Linked DNA regions of Homo sapiens: region 1 is linked to region 2. A link is an interaction called in ENCODE POLR2A ChIA-PET data of the cell type or tissue named here. Cell type or tissue: IMR-90. All regions are shown on one strand.

Region 1 (2,500 bases), 460 kb after region 2:
TAAGGTACATTTTTCACCAGTTAGGTTTCTTTTTAAATGACATTAGAAACTCACAACCAAAACTGGAAATATGATTGTCCCTGTAAAGAAGAATAAACACAATTGATGATATTTAGTAGGGATGAAGGTAACTTCTAAATATTTGATAACTCCAAGTGTCCTGTGAGGGAATTTTTTTTTTTCCTAATTAAGAGAAACTTAAGGTCATATAACTATCTAAGAGCATATAATATATAACTAAATTGCTGGTCCCAGATTTTAGGTCCAAGACATTAACTGAATATAATTCATGCTAATTCTATAAAAAAGATAATGGACAGGTTTGTTTTTTTGTTTGTTTGTTTTGAGACGGAGTCTCGCTCTGTCGCCCCGGCTGGAGTGCAGTGGCATGATCTCGGCTCACTGCAAACTCCGCCTCCCGGGTTCACGCCATTCTGCCTCAGTCTCCTGAGTAGCTGGGACTACAGGAGCCCCCACCACGCCCGGCTTATTTTTTAGTAGAGACGGGGTTTCACCGTGTTAGCCAGGATGGTCTCGATCTACTGACCTCATGATCCGCCCGCCTCGGCCTCCCAAAGTGCTGGGATTACAGGCGTGAGCCACCGCGCCCGGCCAATGGACAGGTTTTTATAGTGTTGTAATTCTACCTTAAAAAATTAACTTTCCACAGAAGAAAACAGCAATGCAAAATTTTGAATTAACAACTCCATTTTTGAAAAATTATTTTTTTTTCTGACACTATACATCTGCAGATGGCAGCTCCTGTTTTTTTGTTTGTTCATTTGTTTTGTTTTGAGACAGGGTCTCACTCTGTCGCCCGGGCTGGAATACGGTAGTGCGATCTCCGCTCACTGCAACCTCCGCCTCCCGGGCTCAAGCGATTCTCCCACCTCAGCCTCTTGAGTAGCTGGGACTACAGGGGCACGCCACCATGCCTGGCTGATTTTTGTATTTTTAGTAGAGACAGGGTTTCACCATGTTGGCCAGGCTGGTCTCGAACTCCTGACTTCAAGTGATCTGCCCGTTTCGGCCTCCCAAAGTGCTGGGATTATAGGCGTGAGCCACCGCGCCAGCAGCTCCATTTTTGATTGCTTATTTACTAAACCTTCAATTCACAGACAACCTAATCTACACTGAAAGAAGGGGAAGAAAGGGCCTATGACATCTTGGTATGTTCTAAGGGAAAGACATTTTAACATTAAGCATCACCCTATTAAATTTCAGAACTGCATATACCCTAAAATATTTCCATTTCAAAAGCTACATCAAGGCCGGGTGCGGTGGCTCAGGCCTGTAATCCCAGCACTTTGGGAGGCCGAGGCGGGCTGATGACCTGAGGTCAGGAATTCAAGACCAGCCTGGCCAACATGGTGAAACTCCGTCTCTACTAAAAATACAAAAATTAGCCAGTCGTGGTGGTGGGTGCCTATAATTCCAGCAACTCTGGAGGCTGAGGCGGGAGAATTGCGTGAACCCAGGAGGCGGAGGTTGCAGTAACCGAGATTGCTCCACTGCACTCCAGCCTGGGCGACAGAAGGAGACTCCAACTCAAAAATAAAAATAAAAAGCTATATCAAGAATAAACACTGGGGCCAGGCATAGTGGGTCAGGCCTGTAATCCCAGTACTTTGGGAAGCCAAGGCGGGCAGATCACTTGAGGTCAGGAGTTCCAGACCAGCCTGGTCAACATGGTGAAACTCTTGTCTCTACTACATAGTCCCAGCCATTCAGGAGGCTGAGGTGGGAGAATCACTTGAACTCAGGAGGCAGAGGTCGCAGTGAGCCATCGTGCCATTGCACTCCAGCCTGGGCAACAGAGCAAGACTCTGTCTCAAAAAAAATAATAAATACTGGGCTTTTGCCAAGCGCAGTGGCTCACGCCTGCAATCCCAGCACTTTGGGAGGCCGAGGCGGGCAGATCAGCTGAGCTCAGGAGTTCAAGTCCAGCCTGGCCAACACGGTGAAACCCTCTCTACTAAAAATACAAAAATTAGCCGGGTGTGGTGGCATGCGCCTGTAATCCCAGCTACTCGGAAGGCTGAGGCAGGAGAATTGCAGAGGTTGCAGGGAGCTGAGGAGGCCCCACTGCACTCTAGCCTGAGCAACAGAGTGAGACTCTGTCTCAGAAAACAAAACAAAACTGGGCTTTTTCTAAAGATCCAAAATTTTCCTCGAGGAATTAAATTCTGCTCCTAATTCTGTAACTAATTCAGAAGTTTATTCACACCTATTTATACATTACACAATTGAATATTCCTGCTTCTGAATCCAAACATATATATTCCCTTAACAGTTGAGACATACGGATGTGAGATATTTTTAAACTTCAATTTAAATCGTGTTCAAAAGCAAGAGGAGCATGCCTCACAACACAACCTTTATAAACTACATTCAGTTAAAAGTAAGAATATGTTATAGGTCCACTATTGGAAAATCATAAAAATAGATTTTCTGATTTCATCTAGATAGCCAGGTTGTATTACTGTTTAAGATTATACAT
Region 2 (2,500 bases):
AGCCCTGATATATTCTATTTCCACAAGGATCCGAGCCCAGGAGGAACACTTTTTTTTTCCCACCCATACTTGACCTACCAGCTATGAATCAGGGGATTTCACTCCTTTAATATCATCTACCACCACTCTCAAAAAACAACTGCTTCCTCCCAGACTATAACCTCCCATTTTCCCTCATATCTCAGTGTGAATAAAAGTCTTTCTTCAGCTCATGAGCTAAGGAAAAACAAATTTTAAAAAAGGAATGAAAGAGACCAAGGGCTCTATCCTGATGGTAAGTGAAAAGGGAATGTCAAATAATCAAAGGTTCATGTGAGAAACAGAGGCTGTGTGTCCCCAGAGCCCAGGCAGTGGACAGTGACTCAGCCCGATCGGGTGAGTCATCGGGGGTACAACCACAACAACAAAGCCCCTCCAAAAGCAATCACCCACACCCTCACCATTATGAAGTCTTGTCCCCTCTGGGGAGGCTAAGCTTGAACCAGCTTGTGCCTAGGGGCAGCGAACTGCCAAGGATACCATTACATTTAAGAGAGCTCGTTCTCCCAAGCTATTTAAATAAATGGCGTCATTTGCTAATCTCTAGCTGTATCTCATGACAAGAGGAATAATTCATTTTATTGAGGTCAGAGCATTGGGTTAATGCAGAGATTTGGTTTAGCAGTTAAGGGAAAGACTATACTAGTAAGCTGATATTTTTCCTCCTTTCCTTCCCCAGGGAACAAAGATGAAGTTAACCCTCCCACCTGTCTTTCCTTATGAACACTTGCCTTTTCCAACTGTTTTCTGCCATGGCTAATCAGAAAAAGTTTCTTAAGGAAATGGTGGCAAAAAAAAAAAAAAAAAGACACAAAGGTAACAAACAAAGCTGGACCTATTTATAATGTTCCAGTAAGCAGAAGTACCTAGAGACTGACTTGCTAGGATTTAGTCTGTTAGAAGATCTCAAGAAGTCAAGAGACATGATGAAGGAGGAAAGGCTGAACTTCAGACCTGCAACTTCCCAGCCAGAGTGAATCAGCCAGTGACCTAACCACACTTTGTTCAGAGATGTCAAGGAAAAGTGTTCTCTCGGCCAGGTGCCATGGCTCACAGCTGTAATCTCAGCACTTTGGGAGGACTGCTTGAGGCCAGGAGCTCAAGACAAGCCTGAGCAACACAGTGAGACCCCCATCTCTACAAAAAATAAAAACAAAAATAAAATAAGCTAGGCATAGTGATGTGTTCCCATAGTCCCAGCTACTGCGGAGGCTGCACTGAAAGGATTCGCAGGAATTCAAGGCTGCTGTGGGCTATGATCAGGGCACTGCACTCCAGCCTGGGCAACAGAGCAAGACAGGGCAAGACAGGGCAGGGCAGGGCAGGACCGGACAGGACAGGACAAGACAAGACAGACAGAAAGGAAAGAAAGTGAGAAAGACAGAGACAGAAAGAGAGAGGGAGAGAGAAAGAGAGAGGAGAGAAAGAAAGAGAAAGAGAAAGAGAGAGAGAAAGAAAGAAAGAAAGAAAGAAAGAAAGAAAGAAAGAAAGAAAGAAAGAAAGAAAGAAAGAAAAGAAAGGAAGAGAAAGTGTTCCATCATTAAGATAAAATGGTGACCACACAGTTTTAGGCTACTGATCAATTCTGATGGCTGGAAATATAACAAATAATGGTTTCAAAAAAAGACTCTGACTGCATGAGAAGTACTAATACAAGAATGAAATAACCTTATGAAATTCTAGTGTGACATATTACAAAACACTGGAAGAGAAAATAAAGGTTCAAATTAAATAATAAATTTTTTCCTATAATTCCCTTTTCAAAATACCTGACCTCACAGGACTTAGAAGACTTCAACTTGCTAAGCTCCAAGGAAAACAAAAGGCATTCTATTTCTTGTTTGAAATTTCATCCTTGGGATATGGAACACAATTACCAACAGGGAGTAGGCATGGAGAAACTCAAACTTCCCATGTTTTTCCAGTCAAATAATAATCCATCCCTTGCCATCTCCCTGGACTCTAAATGTTTCAAAGTACAATATGAAAAAGAAAAATCTGGGCCGGGCACAGTGGCTCACGCCTGTAATCCCAGCACTTTGGGAGGCTGAGGCGGGTGGATCACCTGAAGTCAGGAGTTTAAGACAAGACTGGCCAACACGGTGAAACCCTGTCTCTACTAAAAATACAAAAATTAGCCGAGTGTGGTGGTGGGTGCCTGTAATCCCAGCTTCTTGAGAGGCTGAGGCAGGAGAATCACTTGAACCTATGAGGCGAAGGTTCCAGAGAGCCGAGATTGTGCCACTGCACCCCAGCCTGGGCAACAAGAGCGAAACGCTGTCTCAAAAAAAAAAAGAAAAAGAAAGAAAAAGAAAAACCTGAGAGTTCTCATCTGAAGACCAGAGCAGCAGGCCACCACTAAACAAAAACCTGGAATTCCTCTCTCCATCTTCAGACCTCAGAATTGAGGCATTGAGGGGAATCCCCATGTAACACCTGGCAGCTCAGCTCGAGTGGAGAA

The links. Peaks named below come from ENCODE experiments on the same cell type or tissue, not always from the same donor. Only the 100,000 strongest peaks of a DNase experiment are listed, where the experiment ranks them.
Region 1: POLR2A ChIA-PET joins it to region 2 with 5 read pairs; 2 of 35 experiments call an interaction of 5 or more read pairs at or near these places.

What each region holds. Positions count from the first base shown.
Region 1 is chr14:64,545,870-64,548,369 of GRCh38, reverse strand. No RefSeq gene overlaps it. Among named protein-coding and RNA genes, the nearest start is that of PPP1R36, 2.8 kb to the left of the region's middle. In IMR-90, no CTCF peak of the experiment used is centred here; no DNase peak of the experiment used is centred here.
Region 2 is chr14:65,004,503-65,007,002 of GRCh38, reverse strand. The region is part of intron 4 of CHURC1-FNTB (CHURC1-FNTB readthrough); the gene reads right to left. The region is part of intron 2 of FNTB (farnesyltransferase, CAAX box, subunit beta); the gene reads right to left. It also overlaps a transcript of MAX not described here. Among named protein-coding and RNA genes, the nearest start is that of FNTB, 19 kb to the right of the region's middle. RefSeq lists an enhancer at 711-1,910. In IMR-90, no CTCF peak of the experiment used is centred here; a DNase peak (open chromatin) is centred at 1,032.